2 separate regions of the Homo sapiens genome follow, and region 1 is linked to region 2. A link is an interaction called in ENCODE POLR2A ChIA-PET data of the cell type or tissue named here. Cell type or tissue: Panc1. All regions are shown on one strand. Each heading gives the region's core, and the rest is flanking DNA. Links, peaks and the distances in the headings are about the cores only. Region 1 overlaps MACROD1 (mono-ADP ribosylhydrolase 1). Region 2 has its middle 6.0 kb from the start of RCOR2.

What was found. ChIA-PET counts read pairs that join two places held together with the same protein. Peaks named below come from ENCODE experiments on the same cell type or tissue, not always from the same donor. Only the 100,000 strongest peaks of a DNase experiment are listed, where the experiment ranks them.
Region 1: POLR2A ChIA-PET joins it to region 2 with 5 read pairs; 3 of 35 experiments call an interaction of 5 or more read pairs at or near these places.

Annotation. Positions count from the first base shown.
Region 1 is chr11:64,106,742-64,113,285 of GRCh38, reverse strand. The region is part of intron 3 of MACROD1 (mono-ADP ribosylhydrolase 1); the gene reads left to right. All of the region lies in intron 2 of FLRT1 (fibronectin leucine rich transmembrane protein 1), which reads right to left. Among named protein-coding and RNA genes, the nearest start is that of MACROD1, 56 kb to the left of the region's middle. RefSeq lists an enhancer at 2,136-2,916. In Panc1, for the core only: no CTCF peak of the experiment used is centred there; no DNase peak of the experiment used is centred there.
Region 2 is chr11:63,919,015-63,927,329 of GRCh38, reverse strand. It overlaps a transcript of RCOR2 not described here. Among named protein-coding and RNA genes, the nearest start is that of RCOR2, 6.0 kb to the right of the region's middle. RefSeq lists enhancers at 5,791-6,451, 6,452-7,114. In Panc1, for the core only: no CTCF peak of the experiment used is centred there; no DNase peak of the experiment used is centred there; H3K27ac peaks cover 515 bases.

The sequences.
Region 1 (6,544 bases), core at 21-4,020, 190 kb before region 2:
TGGGATGGATGATAGTTCACACTATAATAAAGGCTTTGCTGAGAACTTTCCTAATATTTAAGTCATTTAACCCTCCCAACAAACATGAGGTCAGTGCCCTTAATCCCATTTAACAGATGAGAAAATTGAAGCTCAGAGATGTTAGCTTACTCAAGACTACTTGAGAACCAGGTAGGAGGAACCCAGGCCATCTAGGGAGGAGGCCAGAATCTTGGCAATCTTGAGGCTTGCAGCACTCTGTGGGTTGCAGGTCACACCATTTGGTGACTGGTGTTTTCATGTCACCAAACTGCCAGGGCAGGGACTGTGGCCAAGCATGGCTTTGCATCAGTGACCACCCGATGACAGAATGGGCCCTGCCGTGGTGAATGTCTCTGCCACTCACCCCTGCACACTCAAACGTTCCCTTCACACTTACAGGGTCTCTGCCCAGGCAGCCACCACAGTCATCAAGGTGGCTGCTAAGGCCCTGTGCAATCCTATGTGGCACCCCTGTTGGCCTGGTCCACCCCATTCCCCTCTCACTGACTGCAGCAGCCAGGCACCCCCTAGTATCCCCAGGGCCCTTGCAAGTGCTGTGCTCTCTGCCTGGACAGCTCATCCCCAGATCCACGCCTGCATCTCCTTCCAGTGAGGCCTTTCCTGGGCACCCTATCGAGAATTATAACTCCCAGATACTCCTCTCAGTTCCTTGCTTGCCTATAGTATTTACCACCAACTAACACACTACGTGTTTTATCTTTTTTGTTTTGTTTTGCCTTGTTTTGCTTTTTGAGATGGAGTCTTGCCCTGTCACCAGGTGGGAGTGCAGTGGAGCGATCTTGGGTCACTACAACCTCCGCCTCCCAGGTTCAAGAGATCCTCCTGCTTCAGCCTCCTGAGTAGCTGGGACTACAGGTGTGCACCACCATGCCCAGCTAATTTTTTGTATTTTTAGTAGAGACGGGGGTCTCACCATGTTGGCCAGGATGGTCTTGATCTCTTGACCTCGTGATCCACCTCCCTGGGCCTCTCAAAGTACTGGGATTACAGGTGAGCCACAGTGCCTGGCCCTTTTTTGTTTTTATTGTCTGTCTCCCCACTAGAAGGTACGCTCTACAAGGGCAGGGATTTGTGCATCTTATTCATAGTGTTTCCCACGTGGCAGATGCTCACTAAAGATTTCAAAGGAGAAACTGTGATGGACTCGTTCTGTAGATGAGAGAACAGAGGCACAGAGACCTGTCCATGGTCCCCTGGCAGAAGGAGGTGGGGTCTGGATTCCACCCCAGGGCTGCGTGGCTGCAGGACCTCAGTGCTTGACTCCACACTGCTGAGGGCTGTGAGTCCCTGGCCAGCCCAGACACAGTCCTGCAGCCCAGGCTGAGCATTCTCAGACCTTCATGGAGATGCCCACTCTCCTGTGAGCCTCCTGCTTCCTTTGCCCAGGGCCATCCCAGGCTGCTCTGACCCTTATCTGACCACCTCACCTTTCATTACATTGGGGACTGGGAAGGACACTGGCCCAGATCATGGGAAAGGACGGGCTTGAAGCCAGGACAGCATGCAGAGCTAGACACATCAGCCTTCAGAGGATCAGGAAAAGCCTAGGTGGTGGGGTGACCTCTCTGGCCAGACCTCACCCACCCCCCTTCACAGGCAAGGGTGCAGAGGTTGCCGCCTACACACAGGTCCACAGCCCTCATTTCACAGCCCAGCAGCCTGAGACTCAGAGACATGAGGGGCCCAGCCAAGGTCACAGCCAGCCCAGATTTCCCACTGCACGTCTGTCCCTTCTGCACTGAGCCAGGCTCGTGAAGGTTATGGAGCCGGAGGTCCTGCCTCAAGCCACTTATGAGCAGGTAGGTAGCACAGGGCAATGCTAGAGACAGGAAGACACAGGCCAGCTCACAGGTCACTTTGCCTCAGTCTCCAGGGTCAAGTCTGAGTCTAGGAGCACCTCTGCCAGGGGGCCCCCAGCGTCTGGCTGGAGGATTACCCCCAACCTGGTCTGTTGGCTGCTGAGTTCTGGCACAAGGGATACAGGTGGCCTTTGTACTCAGCTGTTCTGAGCAGTGCCCTAAGTAGGGGGCAAACTTGTTAAGGCCAAAGCCAAGGCAAGCCACCGCATTCCCTGGTATGGACATCTGTTCCCAGCGCCCGCTCAGCTCATGGCCACAGTCCTCAGCCTTCAGAGGCCTCAGCATCATAATAGAGTCTAAATTGCACCTTTCAGAGATGCTTGATGGATAACCAAGAAGCATTTGGGAGGCAGGGACCCAAGGCCTTTCCGCTCCACTGTCTGTGGGCCTCATCCATCTTGGCCAAAGGCTCCCCTGCCGCCCCCCTCCCCAAGGCCAGCCCGAGGCTGAGCCCTCTGGCTCCAGGAAAGTAGGGCGGGACCTGGGGGTGGGGAGGAAGATAGCACGCCTCACCAGAGGAATCTCTAATTGCCTGGGTGCCTGCTTGCCTTTTTATTCCCTTGTTGTGTGTTTCATAGTTTATGTGGCCATCAAATTAAACCTGGTAAATCGCCCATCTTTTATGGGATCGCTTGTCGCCCTTGCGTGGATCCCTCAGACTTCAGCGTGGTGTGAGTTACGACCTGCCAGCTCCATGACTGACAGCCGGATCCTTAGCGGGCCACGGGGGTGGGCGAAGGGAGCAGTGGGATGGCTCAGGCTGTAGGTGTCCATTACTCCTCCGCTTAGCTGGGGGCCCTGGGGCATTATTCTTGGCATTATTCTTGGCTCTATCAGTCGTTGTCCCCTGCCAACCTCCAGGACAGAGAGGCCTGGGTTCAAATCCTGCCTCTGCCACTTTCAGGTGGTATGATTTCTTTCTTTTTTTTTTTTTTCTGAGACAGTCTCGCTCTGTCACCCAGTCTGGAATGCAGTGGCCCGATCACGGCTCACTGCAGCCTCGACCTCCCCATGCTCAGGTGATCCTCCCACCTCAGCCTCCTGCAGAGCTGGGACCACATGCTGCACCACCACACCCAGCTAATTTTTGTATTTTTTGCAGAGATGGGGTTTTGCTATGTTGCCCAGGCTGGTCTTGAACTCCTAGGCTCAAGCAATCTGCCCACTTCAGCATCCCAAAGTGCTGAGATTATACGCGTGAGCCACCACGCCGGGCCTCAGGCTGTGTTATTTTGAGCAAGCTGCTTGCCCTCTCTGAGGTTTGATTTCCTCATCTATAAATGTGGTCATAATAGGGGCCCTTACATGGGAACTTACAATTCAGGATTCACTGACATTATATGTGCAGAGTACCCCCTCCTGAGTGTGATCTGGATGCCCCCGACGCATCCAGTTTAAAAGCTGCCCCAAGTCTCTGCCTCCCCAGACACACGGCCTAGCTTCTGCAGTAGCTGCCCGTCTCTGTCCTCCGCGCTCCAGTGGCCCGTTCTCTACTCCCCTGCTCCTGCTGTGCCTTCCGGACAGGCTGACCCCTTATCAGCCTCTGTGAAGCTGAGGTGTTGCCCCCTGCCCACCTCAAACTGTGTGGGTGCAACCCTGCCCCTCCCCCAAGCCATGCTGGCAGCCTTGACCCTATGTCTGGGCCGCACAGAGCTGGTGGATGGGGCCATCAACCATCCCCTCCTGTGGGGCCGCACCAGCCTCCCATGGGAGGCCCTCCAGGCTGGGGGCAGGGTGGAGGAGTCCGGGGAGGTAAGAGGGTTTTAAATGGGCCTTCGTCACCAGGTCATCCAGTGGCCAGAAATAGTTCCCTACCTCCTCCACGCCACACTCACTCCCACCCCTGAGAAGTCCTGAGGCTTCTGTCCCTCCCCTTTCCACCCCCTCTGCAGCCCTCCCCAGAAGCTGTGCTCACGGTGCATTAGACCCTTTGTGGAGCTGCTGCCCAGTGTCACGAGTGGGGAGAGGCCGGCAGCCTCCCGGGTTTCCCAGGTCTGGGGGAGCAGTAGGGAAGCTGAGTGTGGGTGTCTACACCCAACTGCAAAGCCTTTATAAGTCAGTGACACCAAGCTTCTTCCCCACCCCTCGTGGTGGCTTATGGCCCACTGTCTGCTGCTCAGCCTTTGCTGGGGACCCTGCTGCTGGCTCCTGGCCCTCATGGAACCTGGGGATGCTATTTTCTATTCACAGGCATGTCCCAGGAGCTTCTGGAAGCCAGCAAGGAAATAGCCCCCCATCCCTGTCTGGCCTCACTCCCACGTCTCCTCTTTCACCTGTCCCATCCCTGGGATGGGGGCATCTCAGGCAGGGCCAGGCGGGGAGAGGAAGTGTCCTGCATGTAAACTCTGTATGTAGGAAAGACAAGTACATGCTCACGTGCATGGATGCTGGTCACGTCTCCCCCACCCCCACTTGCCCCTCAGCCTCCTTCCTGCCCACCTGCCTGCCTCTGTCCTTAGGAATCTGGCTGCCCATGTGGCCTGGCACTGGTGTGTGGCCTGGCACTGGTGTGTGGTTGCTGCAGACCCTGGGGTCCTTTGGCTTTTCCCCCACTTCCCAGCCCCCAGGTGGGGTCCCTTGCAGGTGTCTTTCCCCTGCCAGTCCCTCCCTTCAGCAATAATTCATGTGTCTCCCCTAAACCTTGCCATGCCTTCAATTCCTCACTGAGAATGCCGTGCAGGCAGACTGCGGGCAGAAGCAGTTTCTCAGCCCCAGAGCGGGAAAGGCCAGTGGGACCCCAGTCCCACCTCCCACTAGACAGGAAGCCCTACCAAGGCACAATCATCTCCAGCTCTGTGATGGGGCTTCAGCAAACCTTTGTTTAAATTAATGAAAGACCCCACCTTCCTGGGGGCTCAACTGCAAATAAGACAGAGGGAAGAGGGCCAGGAGGTAGACAGGGCAGGCCGCTGCTTCCTGGTGCTCAGGGAGACCCAGGGAGAGCTCCCCTCCTTCTCGCCAGGAAGCCCCTTTCCTGTGAAGGCAAGTAGCCAGTGGTCTGCCTGGCTCAACCAAGCTGCTCAGCCTACTGTGGGGTGGCCCTGGGTCTCAAGTCTTTTTTTTTTTTTTTTGAGACAGAGTTTCGCTCTTGTTGCCCAGGCTGGAGTGCAATGGTACGATCTTGGCTCACCGCAACCTCTGCCTCCTGGGTTCAGGCGATTCTTCTGCCTCAGCCTCCCGCGTAGCTGTGATTACAGGCATGCACCACCACGCCCCACTAATTTTGTATTTTTAGTAGAGACGGGATTTCTCCATGTTGGTCAGGCTGGTCACTAACTCCTGACCTCAGGTGATCTGCCCGCCTCGGCCTCCCAAAGTGCTGGGATTACAGGGGTCTCAAGTCTATCTGACCATAAACGATCTACTTCCCTGGGCTTTTGTGAAGATAAAATAAGGTTACTTTCAATGTTTAGCAGAGTCGTATTCAGAATGAGGGAACTATTACCATTACTAGCAATGAGCCATTCTTCCCTGAGCCCCAGACATGAACTGCAGGAAGGGAGGGGAGCCTTGAGTCGTGTGAGTGGGGCTTTTCCAAGCCCTAGTTCAGGCAGATGCCCCAGGGACTGCAGGCCCACCAGAGGCATCTCCTTAGGGCAGGGACTAGATGCCATGACCCTCAAGGACCTTCTAACCCCAGCTCCCGCCAGGGCAGGGTGCCAGCCAGCCACACCCATCACCCTGAACAGCTTTGCTCCTGGATCCCATCCACTGGTATCATTTAGAACTTGTGATGCATGGGGGCTGGGGCGGGAATTCTTTTAAAACCTAAAGTTAATTATTTTTCTAATTTCATGCTGCATGCATTATGCATCAGCTGTTATCACTGGCGGTAATTGCAGACAGGTATGCAAATCCACTATAAATGCACCTAACCACATAGGCCGGCTGGGTGGCGCTGGTGCCAGGCGGCGGGATGTCCTGAACTTCAGAGAATGTAAATCGCTTTTAAAAAAACAGGACTTTAGAATTGTGTCTTAGGAAGTTAATTATATTGATAACAGTGTTCGATATTAAACCATTCAAGGCCAGGAGGGGGTGGGGGGATGAAAGGAGACACGTGTAATTTTGTTCCTTTCTCTCTCGGCATTATTTAATAAGATGCTCCTACACCTGATATTTCTGTCTGTCTGTGTCCATTTTTAGTAAAGCTGCCTAAACTGAGACTTAATTCCTTTATGGAAGGGAAAAAGAAAGCCCAGTGGGCTGGGCAAGTTGGCTCATTGTAATCCCAGCACTTTGGGAGGCTGAGGCAGGTGGATCACCTGAGGTCAGGAGTTCAAAACCAGCCTGGTCAACATGGCGAAACTCTGTCTCTACTAAAAATACAAAAATTAGCTGGGCATGGTGGTGCATGCCTGTAATCCCAGCTACTTGGGAGGCTGAGGCAGGAGATTCACTTGAACCTGGGAGGCGGAGGTTGCAGTGAGCCGAGAGATCGTGCCACTGCACTCCAGCCCGAGTGACAGAGTAAGACCCTATCTCAAAAAAAAATAAAATAAAATAAATAAAAGAAAGCCCAGTGGAATTTCAGAGGGAAGGAGAGGGGCTAAAGGTCTTTATTTTGGGGGATGAGGAAAAGGAAGAGAGGCAGCACCAGCAGGGCTGGGGACAGTCCTCCAGAACAGGACTGAGGCTGCGGG
Region 2 (8,315 bases), core at 4,316-8,315:
CACTGCACTCCAGCCTGGGTGACTCAATGAGACCCTGCCTCAAAAAAACACAAAAAAACAAAAAACAAAAGCCAGTAGGTGGTTCCATTAGATCGTGATAAGTGATGAGATAGGGAGGGGGCAGATGTCCTGCAGAAGGTGATATCTGAGCTTCATTTCGAAAGGTAAGTAAGAATTAGACAGCAAGGGGGCCAGGCACAGTGGTTCATGCCTGTAATCCCAGCACTTTGGGAGGCCAAGGTGGGTGGATCACGTGAGGCCAGGAGTTTGGGTGGATCACATGAGGTCAGCAGTACAAGACCCATGGTGAAACCCCGTCTCTACTAAAAATACAAAAAAATTACCCAGGCATGGTGGCATGCGCCTAGCAATCCCAGCTACTCGAGAGACTGAGATAGGAGAACCATTTGAACCTTGGAGGCAGAGGTTGCAGTGAGCCGAGATCGCGCCACTGCACTCCAGCCTGGGCAACAGAGTGAGACTGTCTCAAAATAAATAAATAAATGAAAACAAACAACAACAACAAAAAAAACAAAACAAAAAAAAAAAACAGGCCAGGCACAGTGGCTCATGCCTGCAGCACTTTGGGAGGCCGAGGTGGGTGGATCGTGAGGTCAGGAGTTCAAGACCAGCCTGGCCAAGATGATGAAATCCCATCTCCACTAAAAATACAAAAAATTAGCCAGTGTGGTGGCGAGCGCCTGTAATCCCAGCTACTCAGGAGGCTGAGGCGGAGAATTGCTTGAACCTGGGAGGTGGAGGTTGTGGTGAGCCGAGATCACGTCACTGCTGAACAGCGAGACTCTGTCTCAAACAAACAAACAAACAAAAAAAAAAAAAGAGAGAGAGAGAGAATTAGACAGCAAGGAAAGGAGGAGCTTCATTCCAGGTATTGTATATATAAAGACTTGGAGGAAAGAGAGGGGACTCAGGGCATCCTGGGCATTTCCAGTTGCTGAGTGTAGCTAAGGCATATCGTTAAGTGGGATAGTGTTGAGAGGTGTATTATTTCTGAGGCTTTGATTGCAAGTGACAGAAAACAGAAATCAACCAGGCTTAAACAATAAGGAAAAAATGTATTGGCCTACTCCTTACATAACTAAAAGGTCCAGAGGTTCAGGCCAGGTGTGGTGGCTCACGCCTGTAATCCCAGCACTTTGGGAGGCTGAGGAGGGCAGATCACCTGAGGTCAGGAGTTCGAGATCAGCCTGACTAACATGGTGAAACCCCGTCTCTACTAAAAATACAAAAAATTAGCCGGGCATGGTGGTGGGTGCCTGTAATCCCAGTTATTCGGGAGGTCGAGGCAGGAGAATTGCTTGAACCTGGGAGGTGGAGGTTGCAGTGAGCCAAGATTGGGCCATTGCACTCCAGCCTGGGCGACAAGAGCAAAAGTGCATCTCAAAAATAAAAATAAAAGGTCCAGAGGTTCAGTGACTTCAAGTGAGGTTGGTTGGGTGACTTTTTCTCCTCCACCTCCGGGTTCAGGTGATTCTCATGCCTCAGACTCCCATCTTTTTTTTTTTTTTGAGACAGGGTCTCACCCTGTCGCCCAGGCTGGAGTGCAGTGGCACACTCATGGCTTCTGGGTTCAAGCGATCCTCCCACCTCAGCCTCCCTAGTAGCTGGGACCACAGGCACGTGCCACCACACCTGGCTAATTTTTTTTTTTTTGTAGAGGCAGGGGTCTTGTCATGTTGCCCAAGGTGGTCACGAACTCCTAGTTTCAAGCGATTCACCCACCTCTGCCTCCCAAAGTTCTTGGATTACAGTGTGAGCCACTGCACCTGGCCTTGGGTGGCTTTTTCCATCTCCTCGTGGTATTCTCCATAGTGTTGGCTTTCCCCGAAGATCAAAGATGGCAGCCAACACTCCTGTGCTCAGCTTCCTGGTCTTTTGTCTTACATTTACAACATGCTGATTGGACCAGCTTTGGTTTCTAGTTCATTTCTGAAGCATTCATGGTATCCAGGGCCTTGGGAAAGGCTGGCATTGGCATGGGATCAACGCCATAGCACCACATGGATCCCCAAACAAAAAAGGGGAATGGGGATGGATGTCAGGGGACCAGATTTTGAAGGAGATAAGTCATGCTAAGGAGCTTGATCTTAATCCAAGGATAATGAGAAGCAGAGGATTGACTTGATCAGATTGGGTTTTAGAAAGATCACCCTGGAGGCTGGGCGCAGTGGCTCACACCTGTAATCCCAGCAGTTTGGGAGGCTGAGGCAGGTGGATCGCCTGAGGTCAGGAGTTTGGGACCAGCCTGGCCAACACGGTGAAACCCCGGCTGTACTAAAAATACAAAAAAATTAGCTGGGCGTGGTGGCAGGCACCTGTAATCCCAGCTACTCGGGAGGCTGAGGCAGGAGAATCGCTTGAACCCAGGAGGTGGAGGTTGCAGTGAGCCAAGATCGCGCCATTGCACTCCAGCCTGGGCAACAAGAGCGAAACTCCATCTCAAAAAAAAAAAATCACCTTGGCTGGGCATGGTAGCATGTGCCTGTAATCACGGTGACTCAGGAGGCTGAGACAGGAGGGCAGCTTCAGTCCAGGAGTCCAAGACCAGCATGGGCCTTATAGGGAGACTGTATCTCAAAAAATAAAAAAGAAAGATCACCCTGGCTGTCGAATAAAGAACAGATTAGAGGAAGTCAAGAGAGGAGGCAGAGAGTCCAGTGGGGGGACTCTTTCAGGAATAGGATGAAGGCCAGGAGGGGCAGTGGGAGAAGGGACTTCACAAGAGTTGGAGACTGATAGATCAGGAAGTAAAGGAGAGGGAAGAGTGGAGGGCCACTCCCAGGTTTCTACTTTGGATCCCAATGGGGAGAGACATAAAGGGTCTGTAATCCCAGAAATTTGGGAAGCCTAGGTAGGCAGATCACTTCAGGTCAGGATTACGAGACCAGCCTGGCCAGCATGGTGAAACCCCGTCTCTACTAAAAATACAAAAAAATTGTCAGGTATGGTGGTGCATGCCTGTAATCCCAGCTACTCAGGAGACTGAGGCAGGAGAATTGCTTTAACCTGGGAGGTGGAGATTGCAGTGAGCCAAGATCATGCCACCAGACTCCAGCCTGGGCAACAGAGTGAGACTCCTTCTCAAAAAATAAAATAAAATAGACCGGGCATGGTGGCTCACGCCTGTTATCCCAGGACTTTGGGAGGCTGAGGTGGGCACATCACCAGAGGTTGGGAGTTTGAGACCAGCCTGACTAACATGGAGAAACCCTGTCTCTACTAAAAATACAAAATTAGCCGGGCGTGGTAGCACATGCCTGTAATTCCAGCTACTCGGGAGGCTGAGGCAGGAGAATCGCTTGAACCCAGGAGGCGGAGGTTGTGGTGAGCCAAGATCGTGCCATTGCACTCCAGCCTGGGCAACAAGAGTGAAACTCCGCCTCAATGAATAAATAAAATAAAAGGAAGAGGGATAGGGAAGGGGCAGGCTGGGCACATGGTGGTGAAGATTGGTGAAGATTCAGAGATGGTTTTGGACAGGCCTGGGGGACAGCAAGTGATGCTGAGTCCAGAAGGCAATTGGTAGGATATAGGGTTCACAGCCTGGGGTCAGGGGTCTGGGCTGGGGAAGGAGGGGGCTATCCACAGCCCACGGTTTGATATATCTCAGCCAGGGGAATTGAGGGAGTGGATGGAGCCCAAAGGACCCACATAAAGGGTTTGAAGTCCAGCCAGGAAGGGAGCCAGGGAGGAGCTCACATCCTGGAGCTAGAGGTGGCCCTGTCTGTCCAGTCCTGCCCAGAGATGAAGTGAGAACATACCCGCTAAATGTCCTTTGGGTTTAGAGATAACAAAGTCACTGGTGACCTTGGAGGAACGGTTTCTGTGGAGTAGTGGAGTTGGGGAGTGAGTGGGAGGTGAGGACAGGGATGGAGGGGTGTGAACATCTCTTTAAGAAGCACTTTTTTTTTTTAAGGCAGCAATACTGCTAGCTGAAAGGGGCAACTAAGGTGAACATGGGATGAAGGGAGGGTTGGGAGTGGGGTACGGGAGGTGCAGGGGTGTGTGTGTGTTTAGGATGAATGGACTTAAGCAGGTTCATGTGATGAGGGGGGAAGACAAACATGAGTAAGGAGAGGAAAATGAAAATCAAGGTGCTCAGGATTGGGGTGTGTGTGTGTGGTGGGGCTGGCACTGAGGGTGATGCAAAGCCTGGGAGTGAGGTTGGCCTTGAAGGGGGAAGGTCCATCTATGCTACAGGGAGGGGAAGGAGCAGACAAAGGCCATGAAGGGGTTCCTCCCAGATGGCCTCACTTCCCTCTGGAAGTGGGAGGCAAGGTCCTATGCTAAGAGCCATATGGTGGCTGGAGTGGTGGAGGGGGACTGTGGGGAGAGCAGGAAGGGTACTCACTGCTCAGCCAGAAGTCCTGGATGTGCCCTGGCAGAGCAGAGCACCCAGCAGCCCTGAGGGAAGGGCTGGGCATGGGGCATGCAGATGGGTGAGCCAGGCCAGGGTTTGCAGGGTGGGTGGAGCATCCTGGGCCACCAGGTGAGGCTCAGAGAATGGTGAGCCACCTGTTTGGCTGGATCATACATGGGCTAGAAACCCCTTGAGTACTGGGCTGTGAGACCTTTTCCTGGAAGGCAATAGGGAACCGTGGAAGGCTGAGAAGGAATGGGATATAATCGAAGCTATATTTAAAAATTTGTATTCAGTGGCCTGGCGCAGTGGCTCACACTTGTAATCCCAACACTTTGGGAGCCAAGGCAGGTGAATTGCTTGAGATCAGGAGTTCCAGACCCGCCTGGCCAAAATGGCAAAACCCCGTCTCTACCAAAAACACAAAAATGAGCCAGGCGTGGTGGCGCATGTCTGTAATCCCCACTACTCGGGAGGCTGAGGCAAAAGAATCGCTTAAACCTGGGAGGCAGAGGTTACAGTGAGCCGAGCTCATACCACTACATTTCAGCCTGGGCAACAGAGCAAGAGTTGGTCTAGAAAAAAAATATTTGTATTATGTGTGTATAGTGTATAATTAGAGTGATTAGAGAGGTCAGACTGAAGGCTGAAGTTCCAGATACCTATCTGGAACTGCTGACATGTCTAAAGGGAGTATCTTAGTCCATTTTGTGTTGCTGTAACAGAATACCTGAGACTGGGTAGTTTACAAACAAAAAAGTTTATTTGGCTCACAGTTTGGGAGGCTGGGAAGTCCAAGAGCATGGTGCTGGAATCTGGTGAGGACCTTCTTGCTGCATCCTCACATGGCAGCAGGAACTCACATGCAGGGTGGGATTAGGGGGCCAAACTCATCTTTTATCTAGAACCCACTCCCTCAATAACTAACCCACTCTTGAGATAATGGCATTAATCCATTCCTGAGGGCACTGCCTCATGCCCAAAGGTCCCACCTCTCAACACTGTTGTAGTAGGGATTAAGTTTCCAACACATGGACTTTGTGGGAAATGTTCAACCCATAGTTGAGAAGATGTGAAGTGTCCAATGTCATGGAGCAGCTTCTTGCTCCAGAGGTCAGACCCAGGAGCTCAAGGTGGGGCTGGCCCGAACTGGTCCACTGGGCATGGGCTGCCTCATGGAGCAGTGAGCCATGGGCAGAGGGGGCCCTGCTGGGGGTGCTCAAGAGGGGAGCACGGCTTCAGATGAAAGCCAGCATTGATGTTGTTACTCCATTCCATGTGAGATGTCCTTGGATCTTCCTAACAGTCAATGAGGTCAGGATCATCTTGCCCTTTTAGAGATGAAGGACTGAGGCTCAGAGAAGCCAAGTAATTCACCTAAGGCCACGTAGCTAGCAAGAAGCGGAGCCAGGACTCAACCTAAGTCTGAGCTCCTGCCACTTCTCTAGGGACCTCTGGTCCACCTGACTGCACTGGAGGGTGATGGGTGGTTCTGGGGCAGGCCTTGCTGGGGGTGGATTTAAGGCTCAATGACTCCAATGGCCCAGGGGGACCATGATCCAGGCACTTCCCCAGGAACATGGCGCCAGGCTCAGCCTCTCTGGGAGGACATTTGTTCCCAGACTGAGGTGGGACCCCCTTGGTCCATGCGGTCACCGCCAGAGGGCGCAGCTGTTGTCCAGGTGAGGGCAAGGGGAGGCCCCCCACCCCCAATCCCAGTTTCCGGAGAAACCAAGCAGGCTCCCCCTCATGGAGTCTGGGAGCTCCTGTCACCTCTCATCTCAACCCGAGGTCTTGCTGACCCTTCCCCAGGGATGTCAGATTTGCTCAGGGAATCAGATTTCCCCCACGTGGGTGTCTGAAGCCTGGAGTCTCCTTGCTGACCCCGCGCCTGGTCTGCTGCATCCTCCCCCAAGGGCCACTCCCAGATGTGCCTGTCTTGCCTCCCTCTGCCGCCTCCTTGCACGGCCACCGTGCCGGGGTGGTGCCAAGCGCCAGATTGCCACCTCTGTCACCTCTTTCAGCTTCTTCACAACCCTGGGTGGGGGGTGAGGTGGGGTGGGGGAAGGAGTGCCGGCTAGGCCAGGGGGTTCACTGACAGGGCCCAGAAAAGGGGAGGGCAGCACCCTGGGCCACACAGCCTGCCCAGGGCCCCAGTGGGCGGCAGGGGAGGGAGGAACCGAATTCCTGTCTGGGCAGGACTGAGAGGGTGGGGGCCCCAGAGGGAGCTGCCATGGTCCTTCCACTCTAGCCCACCTCCTCCATTTCCCCAGGGTCACCTCCCGCCAGGCCCCCAGTCGATGGAAGCACCTCCCCCCAGCCCCCTAATTGCTCAGCCAGGTTTTGGCTCGGATCCCACCACACTCCCTCCCCAACCCCGGGGCCCTCCCGCTGCCTCTCTCCCTCCCCAAGTTTAGCCCCTTGGCTGTGGCCACTGATGGCCTGGCCAGGGTCCCAGGCAACACACCACAGCGGCCAGGCTCGCTGGGCCGGAGCTCGGGACAGTCCCAGTCTGTCTGGCAGGGCTGGCGGGCTTGGGATTGGCTGGAGCTGCCCCCGCCTGCGGGAGGAGGGAGCGGCAAGGGGAGGCCGGATGGCTTGCCCAAGGTCACCCTCCTTTTCCCTCCCAGCATCCCTGTTCAACCTTTGTCCCCTCGGCCTCACCTTGAGGAAGGAGGAAGCAAGAAACCCAGCAGGCAGAGCGCAGAGAAGCCCGGTGAAGGCAAAGGGCTTCCGACACTTATTCATTCAGCAAACACTGAGTGCCTACTGTATGCCAGGCCCCGAAAGCACAGCAGCAAACAGAGCCCCTGCCCTCATGGGGACACAGCCCAGCCAGAGACAGGCAAGGAAACCACCACAGGCATCATATAGACTTGTGTCTCTGAGCTGTGTGTGTGGCAAGGGCGCTGAGTGGGACTCGGCCTGGCTAGGGCCGGCTTCCCTGGGGACTGGAGGGGTGAGGAGCCTTTTCTGGCCCAGGCAAGGGATGCAGCTTCTGGCGGAGGCCTGTGTAGGGGCTGTGCAAGACCTCAGTTTCCTCATCTGGCACACCGTAGGAAATAAATGTGCCCTGATCACACTTGCTTCCAGGCGGCCTGCGTCCTGGCCTGCAGCCCTCGAAAAGAAGGCGCTGTCGCTTCCAGTGGAAGGGTGAGCCCGAGCTCATCGGCGAAAATGGCGGGGAGGGCATTCCCGGGAGCCCTCCGGCTCGCGCCAAGCTCGGAGGTAGCTCGGGTAGGTGAGGGCCCCGGGTTCTCGGCCGCGCTGCCCAGCTTCCTTGGCCCCTTCCGCTGCCTCAGGCTGCAGGAGAGGAGGGGCTGGTCCCCGGGCTGCCTCTCCTTCCCTCCCCTCCCACACCCCCATGTTCCTGGCCACGTGGCACCTCTGTGCCCCAGGCCTGGGGGAGGACGATTTCTGACCTGGGGACAAGTGGAGCCAGGGAAAGGTGGGTGGGATCTGGGATAACCGCGGAGCCCGGATCCGGTGGCGCAGCCCCGCCCCGCAGCCCCGGGGCGGCAGGGAGGGGGTGCTGTCTCTTTAAGAGCCTTCATGCTGCTGGGAGCAGATGGCCAGGCCGGCCGGGGCCCCTTGTCCTTTGTGTGGCTTCGCACAAAAGAGGGGGCCAGCTGGGGAGGGGGCGGCTGTAGCAGGTGGGAGGGGTGGGGCCTTGCCCCTCCCCCTTCTAACCCTGCACCCTTGCCCCTCCATGAGGGGGTTCTTCACTAGGAATGCGCCTTCCCTCTGGACCCCGTGGCCCCCACAGTCGCCCCCAAACTCCTAGGACACACTTCCTGTGTCGTGGCCCACCTCCTAGGCAGAAGCCTCATTGCATCAGGGCCTAGGGACTCTCCCAACCCCCGCCCCAAGGAATAAACCTCCCCTCCCTGTCCCCACCTCCAGAGCAGAGTCTTCCTTTGGCCCAGAGTGCCTG